2 separate regions of the Homo sapiens genome follow, and region 1 is linked to region 2. The links are chromatin loops, found by intact Hi-C in ENCODE. Cell type or tissue: endothelial cell of umbilical vein. All regions are shown on one strand.

Region 1 (8,000 bases), 84 kb before region 2:
AATGGAAGAAAAAGCCAAGGAAATATTTCAGAAAATAATATAAAGTAGTTGAAAGGATGGACTACAGGAAAAACAAGCTAATTAAAGGGTCAATCAAGAAGGCCCAATATCAAATTGGCTCCATGAGGGCAATGTTTTGTTCACTGCTATTACCTCTAGCACAGAATTACAATGCCTTGCTAGGGGAGGGGCATGATAACTATTTGTTGAATGAATAAATGCATGCTCCAAAGAGAAATCAGAGGGATAATGATGGGATCAAAAGAGGACGAAAATAAACCTTCCCCAAAATGAAGACCATGTATCATATAAAATGGCCCATCAACTGTCCAGCACATTTTTTTCAAAACCCGTATTAATTATTAATGCTCATTATCATAAAATTTCAAAATCAGAGATAATGAAAAGATACTAAACCCAAGAACCAAAAACTAGCCATATGCAAAGAATGAGAAATCAAAATGGCTTAGATTTCTCAAAAAAATATTACAAGTTAAAAGTTATAAGAACAAGCCTTCAAATTCTAAAAGAAATTATTTCTTAGCCCAGAATTATTAATCAAATGGTGAGGTAGAATAGAGACATTTTTGCATGTGAAAAATAACAGAAAATGTCTGTCTCATTCTTGTTTGAATCTGTTCCCCTACTTACTAGGTGTGTGACCTTTGGCAAACTACTTCAGCTCCCTTGCCTCACAGCGTAATTCACATGTAAAATGGGGACTCCCCTCAGACCTCCTTCATAAGGTTGCTGTATGGATTCTGTGAGTTATTTCATGAGTAGTCCTGAGAACAGAGCCTGGCATAAAGTAAGTACTCAATAAACTGTTAATTACTATTTTTAATTATTCTAAAATAAAACGAAAGTCTCCACAAAGCAATAGGATATTTATGAAGTTCATGTGTACATCTTATTTGGTTACTAGAAAGCCATTTGTATTTTTCTTCTTACATAATGTTAGCCATACTTTTTGTATTCTCTTTTTTTTCCATTTGTCTCCCTGTCTTTCTTACTTCAACATTTATTATATTGGCACAACTGCTAAGTTTTTTGGTATGTGATGAGAGAATGACATAAAATCTATGCTTAAGTAAATTGAGGGAAAAAGGGAAAAATGCAAGAAAAAAACTTGTTCTCCAGACACAGTGGGAAAAAAATAGAATTAAACTTATATTGCACTTTTAAATCAATTTTTTGAGTTAAAAATTATAAGTGAAAATGATGCTCTGAGATTAGAACCAATTCATTAATCAATGTTGAATACAAGCACTTGGCTATGTCTCCAGCTCCTAATGCCTTTCTGAGCTGACACGCTTCATTATTGTCAGATGAGTTTTCAATTGAGAGGGATAGCTTTGAACACTCAACTGCCCTTTAGCAGGCAAACACGCAGGAAATGGCACAAGAAGCTTGAAACCAAACTCGTGTTCCTGGACTCAGTTTGGTTTTCACTCAGTGTGGCTGACTGGCACCTGTTTCAACAAACATTGGTACCCTTTCCCTCTATTCCTTCATGAAGCTATCTTCTCAGCTGAGGAACAATTAGAAAAACATTTGGGGCACATGGAAGGAATTAAAAGAATATCCAAAGTAAATTCTCCTCCTACCACACAATAAACCCTGACTCCCATAACAGAAAAATCCACTTGCAAATCAAATTCTAAAGCATTCTAAAGGATGGCTTTGGTGAAGACTGCTTGAAATAGCTTATGGGTAGGTCCAGATTTTCAGCACAACTGGATTTTAAGTGTAAGGAGAAATGCCTTTCTGCAGTCCTGTTTCCTCTACGTAAACAAGGTGTCCTCAGCACGGCCCTCAGAGGCCCACCCACTCACACCTGCCAGGATGTTGCTGGCCTCCAGCACATGCTTCCCCCAGTGAATTCAGTTCACTCCAAAAGAAAGAAAAATTACATAAGGTTTTCTCAAAACCAAACAAAACAAAAACATAAAAAACTGACATCTCTATTACCCTTTTGTTTTCCAGAAGTGCTAGCAGAATATCAGGATAAGATGGACAAAACGCAGGCTGAAAGGCAAGAAATCTGGCTCTAACACCAAAACCTCATGCCAGCGTTCTGAGTCTGCATTTCTTCCCTATAAAATACTGGTGATTCCTATTTATAGGCCTTCTTGCCTCCTTGAGAAAATCAAATGAGCTACTTGATGTGAAAGGACTTAAAAACTATCTTTGTTATTCTAATTGATAAAATGTATTTTTTTTTAACAAATATTTGTTTAGTATGCCCAGCACTATTCTAGGTCTGGGGCACATAAGAACGAGCAGTAGTAGGCCATGCGTGGTGGCTCACGCCTGTAATCCCAGAACTTTGGGAGGCAAAGGTGGGCAGATCACTTGAGCCGAGGAGTTCGAGACTAGCCTGGCCACCATGGTGAAGCCCCATCTCTACTAAAAATACAAAAATTAGCCAGGTGTGATGGCACACACCTGTAATCCCAGCTACTGAGGAGGCTGAGGCAGGAGAATCGCTTGAATCCAGGAGGCAGAGGTTGGAGTGAGCTGAGATTGTACTACTGCACTCCAGCCTGGGCGACAAAGTGAGACTCTGTTTTAAACAACAACAAAAACAGCAGTATTGATATAAAGTCTTTTTCTCCAATAAGTTTTCATTTAAAAATACATATACATACTTTGGGAGGCCAAGGAGGATAGATTTTGTGAGTCCGGGAGTTTGAGACCAGCCTGGCCAACATGCCAAAACCCTGTCTCTACTAAAAATACAAAAAATTAGCTGGGCATGGTGGTGCATGCCTGTAATGTCTGTAGTCCCAGCTAATCAGGAGGCTGAAGTGGGGAGAATCACCTGAGCCTGGGAGATCGAGGCTGCAGTAAGCCAAGATTGGGCAACAGAGTGAGACACTGTCTCAAATATAAAAAATAAAAATATATATATACCTACATTTTTTTTTTGAGACAGAGTCTTGCTCTGTCGCCCAGGCTAGAGTGCAGTGGTGCAATCTCCGCTCACTACAAGCTCAGCCTCCTGGGTTCACGCCATTCTCCTGCCTCAGCCTCCCGAGTAGCTGGGACTACAGGCGCCCGCCACCATGCCCAGCTAATTTGAGAGAGAGAGAGAGACATGAAATACACATACATAATATATACACATAATATATATTAGGGTTATCCGGAGAAACAGAATTAGGGTGTGTATACATAGAAATATATATTTATTTTTATATCTATATTTATATATTTATATTTACATGTACCCACATACACACAGAGAGAAAGAGATTTATTTTAAGGAATTGGCTCCTGTGATTGTGGAGATTTAATGAGTCCAAAATCTGATGAGTTGGGCCCTAGGCAGAGCTGTAGGGAAGACTCCAAAGGCAATGTGCTTTTACAAAACTCAGATAAATTGTATGATCTCCGGTTTAATACTCTGTCTGAAAGTCCATCTAAGATTTAGAAGTTGAAATAATTCTATGATCCATTGGCTGGATTAATGAAGTTATGTTTAATGGTAGAAAGCAAATATTCACATTTTCATTTAAGTCCCCAAGAGAATCACGGTTATCTGGAGCATTAAAAAAACATTAAGCATTAAGAGTAGTATCTTAAAAGCTCTATTATCCAGTTATATCACTGAGCGACAAGAAACATAGCTATATGCTTTGCCATCTGTGCATGAGCTGAATAACAGACATGCAGTGAAAGGAGTAACGTGATTGGTCACTGATCAAGTTGCACATTCGTTATTTGCATAGTGATTTGTGGACTGAAGAGGTAGCAGTTGTGCTTTATTGCAATTACCACAGTTAATGTACACTGACTGGTAACCAAAATTGGAATTTTGCTTGTGTCTATTTAAAACCCAAGCTGGTTGAGATCATATAAGGAATTACTAGACAGAAAACAGGAGGAAGTTAAGTACTATACCAGGTGGGATCCCAAATTGTAGAGGTAAAATAGGAAAAATTTAGTAAAAGAGATTACGATAAAGCAGTCAGTGAGGTGGTGGGAAAGCAAAAAAATGTAGTGCCTACAAATCAAATTTCTGTAGTGTTTTGAGAATGGGGAAACTCTTGACTTTGGTCAGCATGCTCCTAAGTGGACTGCAGGCTATGTGGGAACTGGGTGAGGCCTGTGACTGCCGTCTTTCCCCCACTTCCCTGGTGACCTGTGTGACTCAGCAAAGGCAGCCATAATCCCCCTGTGAACATACCTCCATTGGGCTGAGAACCACACTCCCATCCCCCACAGCAGCTGCAGCAAGGCCCACCCAAGGAGACTCTGAGATCAGACAGGCCTATCCTTGTCCCCACCTAGTGGTCTTTCTCTGCCTGCCCTGGCAGCTGAAGACAAAGAACATAATCTCTTGGGAGCTCTATAACCCCACCCACTGCCTGATCCTGCTTATACAGCTGCAGCTGATACGCTCTGGAAAATGAGACAGAGTCTTGCTCTGTCGCCCAGGCTAGAGTGCAGTGGTGCACTCTTGTGTTCCTGGCTGAAGGCCAACCAACACAAAACCAGCACACTAAAGAAAAATACAAGCAAGGACCCACACAGAGTCTATTTCACTTTGCAGACATTCCTTAGTACCAGCTCAGAGCCTGGTAGGCTCTGCTGGGTGACTAGACCCAGAAGAGCAAAAGCAATCACTGCAGTTCGCCTCTCAGGAAGCCCCATCCCTAGGGGAAGGGGGAGAACACCACATCAAAGGAGCACCCCATGGAGCAAAAGAATCTGAACAGCAGCACTTGAGTTCCAGATCTTCCCTCTGACATAGCCTATCCAAATGAGAAGGAACCAGAAAAATAATTCTGGTATTACGATAAAACAAGTTTCTTTAACATCCCCAAAAGACCACACCAGCTCACCAGTAATGGATCCAAACCAAGACAAAATTTCTGAATTGCCAGAAAAAGAATTCAGAAGGCCCATTATTAAGCTAATCAAGGAGGCACTAGAGAAACGTGAACTCCAACTTAAAGAAATCAAAAACATGATACACGATATGAGAGGAAAAATCTTCAGTGAAATAGATAGCATAAATAAAAAACAATCACGACTTCTGGAAATCAAGGATACACTTAGAGAAATGCAAAATGCATTGGAAAGTCTCAGTAATAGAATAAAATGATCAGAAGAAAGAACTTCAGAGCTCAAAGACAAAGCTTTTGAATTAACCCAATCTGACAAAGACAAAGACAAAAAATATTTAAAAATGAACAAAGCCTCCAAGAAGTTTGGGACTATGTTAGGCATCCAAACCTAAGAATAACTGGTGGTGTTCCTGAGGAAGAAGAGAAATCTAAAAGTCTGGAAAACACATTTCAGGGAATAATCAAGGAAATCTCCTCTGGCCTTGCAAGAGATCTAGATATCCAAATACGAGTAGCTCAAAGAACATCCAGGAAATTCATTACAAAAAGATCATCATCTAGGCACATAGTCATCAGGTTATCTAAAGTCAAGATGAAGGAAAGAATCTTAAAAGCTGTGAAGCAAAAGCATCAGGTAACCTATAAAGGAAAACCTATCAGACTAACAGATTTCTTAGCAGAAACCATACAAGCTAGAGTAATTGGGGTCCTATTTTAGCCTCCTTAAACAAAACAATTATCAACCAAGAATTTTTTATCCAGAGAAACTAGGCTTCATAAATGAAGGAAAGATACAGTCTTTTCCAGACATAACAAATGCTGAGAGAATTCACCACTACCAATCTGGCACTACAAGAACTGCTAAAAGGCGCTCTAAATCTTGAAACAAATCCTCAAAACACACCAAAATAGAACCTCCTTAAAGCATAAATCTCACAGGACTTATGTAACAATAACACAATGAAAAAATAAACAAGGTATTCAGGCAACAAATAGCACAATAAACAGAATAGTAGCTCACATCTCAATACAAATACAGAATGGCAAATGGATAAGAATTCACCAACCAAGTTTCTACTGTCTTCAGGAGACTCACCTAACACATAGGAACTCACATAAACTTAAGGTAAAGAGGTAGAAAAAGATATTCCATTCAAATAGAAACCAAAAGCAAGCAGGAGTAGCTATTCCTATATCAGAATAAAACAAACTTTAAAGCAACAGCAGTTAAGAAAGACAAAGAGGGACATTATACAATGATAAAAGGACTAATCCAACAGGAAAATATCACAATCCTAAATATACATATGCACCTAACACTGGAGCTCCCAAATTTATAAAACAATTACTACTAGACCTACCAAATGAAACAGAAGGCAACACAACAATAGTGGGGGACTTGAATACTCCACTGTCAGCACTAGACAGGTCATGAAGACAAAAAGTCAACAAAGAAACAATGTAGGAGGCAGTCACTATTTTCCCTCTCCATTCCCACCTCCCTGTCTGCCTCCAAACATTCCAGTTGGGCCTTAGGCCATGTTACTCCAGCAAAACAACCCTGTCTAGGTCCAGATTGATCTTAATATTCCAGTTTCAATGGTTAATTAGTCCACACTACTTGACCTCTTAGGAGCATTTTGACCAAAGCTGAAAGCTTCCTCCTTCTTCACATGTTACTAAAATTTGGTTTCTGGGCACTGTGCTTTCTTGGCTTTTCCACCACCTCTCTGGCTGCTCTTTCTCTTTTGCTAAACTTTCCCTGTCTATCTCACGTCTACAGTTCGGGGCACTACCGGGTATAGTCCTTAACCTCTTACTGTTCTGTATCTAGTAACTCCCTATATGATTCTCAACCAGTTTGAGGTTTTAAATAGCATTTATATATCAATGACTCCCAAATTTGTATCTCTAGCCACCGTCTCTTCCCTGAGCTCTAGAATAGGTGATAATATTCCTCTCAACTTATCACATCTAAAGGAAAACTTTTAATTTTCCCTTCCCAGCTGCTGCTTCCCATCTTCTCCATCTTTATATATCATACCATTATACCCTTACTTGCCCTAGCCAAAAACTTAGGAATGATCTTTAATTCCTTTCTTTCCCTCACAGCCCATACCTAATCTATCAGTTTGCTCAGTTTGGTCTTCAGGATATACCCTGAAGCTGACCTCTTCTTAAACCCTATTGCTAAAACCCTGGTCCAAACCATCATTATTCCTCACCTGAACTGCTGCAAAAACCTCCCAACTTGGCCTCCAGCCAGGAAGGGGTTTTCTTGTTTCCACTATAGCTATTCCATAGTCAACTTTTAGCTCAGTTTCCAGAATGATCCTCTAAAAATGCATATTGAATCACATCACTCCTCTGATTAAAACTGTCTGGCAGCTTCTCATCACACAAAGTATAAAATCCAAACTCTTTACCACAGCCTACAAGGGCTCCTGTGATCTGTCCTCTTTGTGCTTCTCCAAGCTCATCTTCTAATTCTCTCCCTCTAGCTCACTCTAGCTACACGTCTACATTCTGCTGTTTTTATACTACAAGCTCATTCCTCTTTTGGGGGATTTGCATTTGCTATTCCTTCCACATAATATTCCCCACCTCCTTCAATCTTAGCAGTGCTTTATTGATTGATTGCCTAAAGGTCAGCTCAGCAGGATGTCTTCCATGATGACTTTATATAAAAGAGCACTTCCTGTTCGCATCCCTGTTCCCTCTTCATTTTCCTTCATAAAAATTATCATACCTCTTGATATTCCATTATAAGTACACACACACATACATACACAGGGTGAGAGAGAGAGAGAGAGACAATCCTCACTTAGCACACTTTTGATATGCATGGGGTTCAGTTACAACATTTTAAATAAAAACCCTAGTCCCTCAACAGCATGCTTCAAATTTCAGTTCTCATGGTAGATTAACAGTAAGTAATTGCATAAGATACAAAATTTGCCACCAGCCCTTCAGTCCACAAATCGCTATGTGAAAAGAGAGATGTGCATAATGATCAGTAACTAATTGCATCACTCCTTTCACCATCCGTTAGTGATTGCTCACTGTGTTTGTTATTCAGTTCATCACAGACAGCAAAGCATGGACTTTGGATGCCTCTTTGTCTCCCACTGATAAACCCATAGG
Region 2 (8,000 bases):
GTCAACATTAACAGTGATAAGTCATGTTGATAGTACGTACCCTCAATGTGATGTGATGAGAATGGCACTTTCCCTTTGGGGTTTCCTCCCAAAAACCCATGACTCCAGTCTAATCGTGAGAAAAACATCAGATAAATCCCAACTGAGAAACATTCTACAAAATATCTGACCAGTACTCCTCAAACCTATCAAGGTCATCAAAAACAAGAAAAGTTTGAGAAACTGTCACAGCCAACAGGAGCTTAAGGAGACATAACTAAATGTAATATAGTATCTTAGATAGGATACTGAAACATTAGGTAAAAACTAACGAGACCTTAATAAAGTATGGACTTTAAGTTAATAATAATGAATCCATGTTGGTTCGTTAATTGTAACAAATGTACTACAGTCATGTAAGCTACTAATAACAGGGGAAACTAGGTACAAAGTACATGGGAACTCTCTGCCCTATATTTGCGATTTTTCTTTAAATATAAAACTGTTCTAAATAAAAGTTCATTAAAAATGCTTATCAAAATATTTTGAAAACATTTTTAAATGATGCTCAATTGGTAGTGATACCTTGTCAACAATTAACCCCTGAGGAAATCTCTGTCCCAACAGAGGCTACATACAGAACTGGGGGATTCAGATCCACTGGTACAGGTAGCTTAAATCCTGGAGCCAAAATATGGGTAGAGTGTCCATCAGATCCCGCCCCTAAGGCTGGTGACCTTGTAGCTATGGGAGCAGAAAATGAAGGCATAGTACAATTTCCTAAAGATTAAAAACAATATCATGTTCTCCTCCATTTTTGTTATTACAGGGAATAACCTATCTACTAATGATCAGCACCTGTGTCTTTGTGTCTGAGGCCAAGAATAAATTCATCAACTGGGTAGCCACTACAGCAGAAGAAGCCAACCACAGTCAATGTTGACTACGCGTCAAGTTGCCAGAGGCCACAGGAAATGGACTACCTTGGAGAATCATCCCTGCCAACATTTCTGAATGGCTATGTCACTACCAATGGGGCCACAACAACAACACTTGCAACCCAACCTGGACTTCCTTTGACCAAAGGAAGAAATCTATCTTTGCCCATGTCAGACGAAAGGTGAACACCACCCTTGCCTTGTGTCAAAAGCTTTGGTATCCTGCCCAATATGCCTGGAACAGTATATATTGGGAAACTGCTGTGCTGGTGGCCAGATTCCATATAGCCCCCCACTTTGTCTGGAGGCCTTAAATGGCTCCTCTAATGTTACTCTGGGGTTTCTCCTGCCAGACAACTGTCAACACATACTCGAAATCAACAACATTGTCCCCAGTGAAACACAATCTCTTTCCTGCTTTAATAACACCTTAATACACTATAATTACAAAAAAACCATTGCTGTACCCTGGTGGGGGCCCTGTGGGTATGCAGATCCTACGAGTGGCAATACCTGCCCCCACATTGGATGGGGAGATGCACTTAGAGGTGGCCATTAATTCCATTCACCATCCAGGATAATATTCCCCTCCCCAGTAATCTGGACTCCCTGGTGGTGGTACCCTATCACAGTATTCTCCCCTGCCACCGGTACAATCCTGCTTCAGCAAAAAATTAAAATATTAAGCTTACATGTAGAAGAAGCTCTTAATGATAGTAGCATTGGACTTATGTTGCTATCAAATGAATTTGCTCAGCTGTGTACTGTTGTGTTACAAAATCGAATGGCATTAGATATGCTTACCGCAGCCCAAGGAGGGGTTTGTGCCTGACTGCATACTGAATGTTATGTGTATATCCCTGATAATTCTCACAATATCACTCTCCTTGAAAAGCCATGGTGGGTGTGGTTTTTATTAATTGTGCTTTTAATTCTCCTGTGCTTATCCTGTATCTGTAATCTGTATCAACTATGCCTTCCCCATGTATCTGTAAGGGTATTTTTCTACAATTGAGTATCAAATTGAGGCTGAGTGTGGAGGAAAAGTTAAATATTAAATTTGAACTCAATTGAACATGACACAAACGATGGTCACCAAGTCCCAGAACAGGTTGTGTGAGCCCCTTGAGGCGCTCATCCAGTGCTGATTCGGAGAAATCTCTATTTCAGTCTATTCCTATATGTTAGTTATTTAAAAAAATAGACAATTGCAAAAACAAGTTGACCTTTTTGTGTTCCTTGAGCCCAGTCACAAAGGGTTCTCGTGACTGGAAATCATGCCAAACAACTCATTACAAAAAGAGTTAGGGTTCCAGACTGCGCAAAAGCATCGTGAGACCTCTCCTCGTCTGTGCATGGATGAGTGGCCGACTCTGGAGCCCAGGCTATTGATTCCTGGTCTGATGGTGAATCCTCCATAGTCTGGTGAGTGTAAATATATATATGTATACACATATATGTATATGTGTGTGTATATATATATCTTTTCCCTTCTCCCCTTCCCATTGCAATTTGCTTTTGCTTATATCATTTGCTTATTATATCATTTGCTTATTATATCTATATTGCCATATACTTGGGATAAAGGCTGTCTACCCTTAAAGGTGCTGTGTGTGTGTCTTTTCTTCTCCCCTCGCACGTTTCCAGCACAGAACAAATGACCAGGTAATAACCCAGAGGGTTTACTGTAATTACTTAAGCATTCCTCTATTATTGGAAATGTGAGCAATTTCCAATTTTTCTATTAAAAGTAATGGAGTGATAAACAATTCTAAATATATTTTTGGTTCAATTCTTTGATTACAACCTTGCAATAGATTGCTGGAAGTTCATTCTACCTTTTTAAAAAGTTAAAATAACACATATTATGCACAGTAGCTAACCCAAAGAAGCTGAAGTCCCATTAGACTGTGAAACTTTTCCGAGGTAGATTCTATTCCTCTAGATAGTAAGGAAAATATCCGAAATTTGTTCCCAGCCCTATTCATTGATTTCTGCATCCATTCAATAAATATCTGAGTAACTGCTATCCATCAGACAAATAAACTGTTGGAAAGCCATTTAACCACTTTGAGACCTTGTACTCTGATCCATAATAAACACCAAATGGTCTTCACAGCTGAAGACCATTTCCTGATCCTTGCAATGAAGCAGTACATATATGAATAGTATGCAGTGGGCGCTTTATAATAATTTTCTGCAGCACTTGAATCTCCCGGCTACAGTGTGATTCTGTAGCTGAAAAAAAAGATTCCTCCCACATTAGCATTTGGTGATTTTTTGAAATGCTTATTTAAAAATCTAATTTCTTTTCTGTAATAAATGATTTTTTGTAGTACTTGCAATCTCCATTTAATTTTGTTGCACTCTGGTGCCACCTAACGCTCATCTTCTCTGGGACATCTGTGTTTCTTCATCCTTCCATAAATGTTATTTTAAGCCTGGGTGTAACCCTACCAGCAAAACTTCCCCTGATTGCTTCAAAATGTTCATCTGTCACCAAGCCCTTCAAAATTTGTTGCCACTGTTTCTATGACATCTGATTGTTTCTTCCTAAAATTTACAGATCTCTTCAAGAAATTCAACAATGATGTCAATCAGACGGAGTTCTTGTAAATGTTCTCTGCAATGGAGATGTACATCTAGCCAATTTATTGGGGGTGGATTGGGCTGCCCTGGGAGATACACCCATGAGGAAGTAAGGAATCAAGATTGGACAGAAGGAGAAGTTAACCCACAATGTGGTTTCAAATGAGGCCTCCTTCAGTCCTACAGGGAGCTCTGGGGCTGGGACTGCAGAGTTTCCCCACATAGAGGCAAGAGGGCTGGGCCTTTATAGCCCCCCATCAACCAGCCACTGGCCACTTGGAGGGACATTACTTTGGGAGAGGCTGTGTCCTGAGGCCAACGGCAATGCCTAGTAGGGGCACAGCTGTGAAGCCATCACAGTCCATGTCCCAGCAGCCAGAGTATGGGCCCATCTCGAGATGATGGGATCTGGGCAGAGACAGGTCAGCCTTCACTAACTCTTTGCCTGTTCATTTACCTTCATGAGTCGAGCTGAAATTAAGGGAATCTAACTCTTGAAAATCAATCCTACAATCCACAGACACATTTTTTTGATCACAGGATCACAGGTGATTTCTAAGAGCACATAGTTCATTTCAAGCGTGAAATGGCTAACCAAGCCAGCACCTTCTACCCATGGCTCCAAGCACAGTAACTCCCATAAGGTAAACACTCTGTAAACACCTTAAAAGGATACCAAAAGCATCATTATTCTTAAGCATTACACCCATTTTTAGGAAATGTGAGGAAATCAGACATAAAAATAATATAAAAGGACCAATAATGAGATAAAGATGCCCAAATCAGTTCTCAGAACTAAAATCTGAGACAGGACTGCATGGAGGGCTGTGTGCTTAGAAGATTAGAAATCAAGTTAGAATATCTCTATTTGAGAAAGTGATTATCTCTATTTAACCTTGAAAAATAAATTCCTTGTAAACATAATTGTAGCAATGTGGGAAATTCTCAGCAGGATTACAAAGTAGCTTAATTTAAAAACCTAAAAACTCAAAAAATTGTGGCTAATTAGCCCCTCGAGATATTACTTTAACAAAATATCAAAACTCTTCAATAAATATTAAAAAAATAAAAAATAAAGTTCATTTATGTCAAACAATGTCATCTATCCCTAATTATTCTATATACTACATTAAAAATTAAAAGCTTTTTTCAATCAGTAGACAAATCATATATTTGTTATTCAATTTGATTTCGCATTATGGGGCATTTACTATGTGCAAAGCATATATGAAGCAAAGGGAGTGACTACAAGTGACTCCTGCTTAGACCTTCCATTTTAAGATGTGACAGAAAAATTGTGCAAGTGTACGAAGGCTAAGCCTTATGAAAACATTATCTATGCAGTGCAAGCAGTCTCTGGCTTCCTGAACTGGGGAAGGTCCAGAGTTCACTAGGAAGCTATGTTTACTGGCTTCATTTGCCCAGAGAAGCAATGTCACTAATGGGAGTTGGTTTCCAGATGAGACCTCCTAATGTACTTCTAGCAGCTCCAGCCCAAGTTCTGAGAGCAAGAAATCATGAGGGACAGGACGGTGGCAGAGGAGAACAGGGCAGTTTCCCATTCCCTTGCCAGACCCAGAGCCATTCTTCAGCCAAGCTATGGATCAAAGCAAGTCTGTAGTTAGCATCTCATGCCTCCCTTCCCATGCACCTCCATTCAAAGCTCCACTAGTTTCCAGCCTCTTGTCACCTCCCCCATACTAAGTCCTGTGGCACCCATCCAGGCCCAGGTTGCTGCCACAAATTCTACAGATTGAGCTAAATCACTCTCACCCACGCCCACTGCTCAAAATTTACAATGTTCTATCCAGAAATTAGAAGGCAAGAACCTAGCTGAGTTAATTCATGCTAAAGTATAAATGGTCATTCCTGAAGGCTCCAAGAGACACCAGTATAACTTTTAAAGATACCTGCTGCCTCAAAAGTGGAGATGAACGACTATCAGAAGTGATGGAGTGGAGGAGAATAAAGAATGTGTATTGAGCATTGCCATGTGCCAGGAACTTTCATTGTACCCTCCTAACAGCACCATCAGGTTGGTATGTTATTCCCCCAGATTTACAGAAAAGAAATGTGAGGTTTAGAGAGGTTAAGACTTACTCAAGCTCTGGAAGACAGTCTGCCTCCACCTCTCTTCCCCATGGGCAAAGTCAACCAGTCCAGTCTCCACCCAGGGGCAGGCAACTCTCCTAGGCCATTCTTCCCTTGCACTGTTTCTTCTCTTCCTTTGTATTGAAACCACAGATCCCCTTAAAAAACCATCTTCTTGCAAAGTGTGATGACAGGGACAGTAAAAGAAGCTGAGGCAGCAATGGGTAAACACTACTAAAGCATATTTGTATAATGAAGCTGCTTGCAAGTGGAGTGTGGATCAGGAACTGCTTATATTCTAGGCTCTGAAAGGAGGAAAAGAGGATGGTAAGTGGATTTATCCCTTGAGCGTCAGTATCTACCTCTCTAAAGTATGTTTTCTAAGTTCTTTGCTAAAATTCTAGGACTTCATCAATGTGATAGCCTTTAGGTTAACTCAGGTGCTGTTATTTGTACCATAGCTAACTTTAAAACTAGTCATCTCATTAGCATGGCTTTTCAAATACTAAAATCCATTCAGGAAGAAAAGCATTAAAAACCTAGTTGATATACACTTTAAAATTCCATACTCTATGCTCGTTTTATATTAAAAACACAGAAAAACAGTCTCCCTCTCCAAGGCAGTGCTTCAGACCAGCAGCTGAGTCCAGCAGCTCATAGATAGATTTTCTGGATGGCTGATTATTCATCTTCCCCACTGCTGCTTATTGACCAAACCCCACGCGGGCACTGGAAATATCTGCCTGCCCACAGCAATTTGATTTGCCTTTAAAGACCCACCTCTCTCCCACTCTCAGCCCACAGTGTTTGGATTGAATGCCCCTCACTTCTGGGTTCCAAAAGACACACATGACCTGTCCAAAGCACCCCCTGGCCACAGTGGACAGAGTGAGGGTCCAAATCACTCCCAATGTCACTCACTGCCAAGCATGGTCTTTCCCACAGGCAGGCACAGCTGTGAGGAGGATGTGTGCCTAGAGATGCTGACAGCCACCAGTAGAGAGTCTGCCTGAGAGAGATGTCCAAAGCGAAGCAATTCTGGGAGAAGGAAAGAAAGAAAGGTGGCAGGGGGTGGTGGGGTAAAGACAGAGACCTGATGACTGAGGCCTGGATCCAGCCTGCTCTGGGTCTTTTCAGGTGTGACCAATACACTCTCCTTTGAAGCCTAATCCAGGAAGAGTTGAGCTCCTGTATCTTGCAATGAAAGGCTCATGAACAGCCCGTCCCTGGTGCCTGGGCTCTACTCCATCCATCCTATTAGACATCTCCGTTCCTACCCACCACTCCTCAAATGTTCCCAGTATCATGTGGGGAACTACTGTGTGCCTTTTTAGCTCCCAAGCATGGCCCAGCTGGCAGGACATGAGGAGTCAGCCCCAGCAGCAGCTCAGTCTCCTTGGCCTTCTGTACAACAAGCTTCAGTCCAAGAGGTGTTCACATTCCACCCTCAGCTCTACCCAGCTTCCTTTTCATAGGCTGCTGCCCCAAGCAGAGAATCGGGCTTCCAGGCAAGGAGCTATAAGTTAGGCCTGTGGTTGGCTTATTTTAAAGGAAGCAATCGTTTGTGCTTCCATTTATCAAAGCCCAGAGTGCACAAGCACAGATCCATATCCTTCTGAATCATCCACCACCTCTCAGGTTTGAGAACTGCCCTCTAACAAAGCTCTTTCTTCACGGTGATTTCAGACTGCAGGCTTCTACATTTCCCAGCACATTTATAAGATGGCCATGAAATCAATGAGAAGAAGTGAACAGAGAGCTGAGAGTACACTACTGCTGGTGCAAACCAGACCAATTGTTCAAGCAGTTGTCGCAAATGAGGTCATTAAGCCTCTGTATTTATCTCCCAAGACACAGGGATTCCCATGGTTTTATTTACTTAAAAGTGGAATGTCTGTGCTACCTGGTAGTGACATTTATCTTTTACATATATATGCTACCTCCCCATCTAAGAGAAAAAATCTCTGGAGTGCAGGAGTATTGGGTTCCCAGAATCTAGAACAGATTTTCAATTCCTTATGTGTGTAGGCGGCAGTCAGCAAATGTTGACAACTGAGGAGGATAATCAGAGAGAGCTTCTATTAGATATCTCAGTCTCTGGCAAAGGAATCTCGCTTCTGAAAGGCCCAGACCCAAAGAAGAGTCTCATATAAGAATGCATAAGAAGGAAACAGAAATCAACTTCTAGGAAACAGAACCCCATATTAGCAAGAAACTCCAAATTTGGGTTCCCCTCACACCCTGGTCTCTTTGGTAAATGCTGCAGGCTACAGCTTCCTTTTTATTTCTGGGCATATCTAGACCTACTGTTAGGAGGCCAGTCTACAGATTTTTCCTCCTAAAAATCAATCCAAGTGCCCTGCAAGGTTCTAGGATAAATAAATATGCAGGCCATGGTTGAAA

What was found. Hi-C counts contacts between places; a loop is a spot of excess contacts. Peaks named below come from ENCODE experiments on the same cell type or tissue, not always from the same donor. Only the 100,000 strongest peaks of a DNase experiment are listed, where the experiment ranks them.
Region 1: it touches region 2 in a loop (8-fold over the local background); 1 of 110 quality-filtered maps calls a loop at or near these places.

What each region holds. Positions count from the first base shown.
Region 1 is chr5:95,173,952-95,181,951 of GRCh38, forward strand. The region is part of intron 1 of MCTP1 (multiple C2 and transmembrane domain containing 1); the gene reads right to left. LOC105379085 (a long non-coding RNA gene) reads left to right here. Exons shown (of 8, transcript XR_948575.3): 4 at 655-808. Among named protein-coding and RNA genes, the nearest start is that of MCTP1, 110 kb to the right of the region's middle. In endothelial cell of umbilical vein, a CTCF peak has its summit at 4,317 (motif pointing left); a DNase peak (open chromatin) is centred at 4,390; H3K27ac peaks cover 922 bases.
Region 2 is chr5:95,258,227-95,266,226 of GRCh38, forward strand. All of the region lies in intron 1 of MCTP1 (multiple C2 and transmembrane domain containing 1), which reads right to left. It overlaps LOC105379085 (a long non-coding RNA gene), which reads left to right. Exons shown (of 8, transcript XR_948575.3): 8 at 809-1,370. Among named protein-coding and RNA genes, the nearest start is that of MCTP1, 23 kb to the right of the region's middle. In endothelial cell of umbilical vein, a CTCF peak has its summit at 3,312; a DNase peak (open chromatin) is centred at 3,275; H3K27me3 peaks cover 654 bases.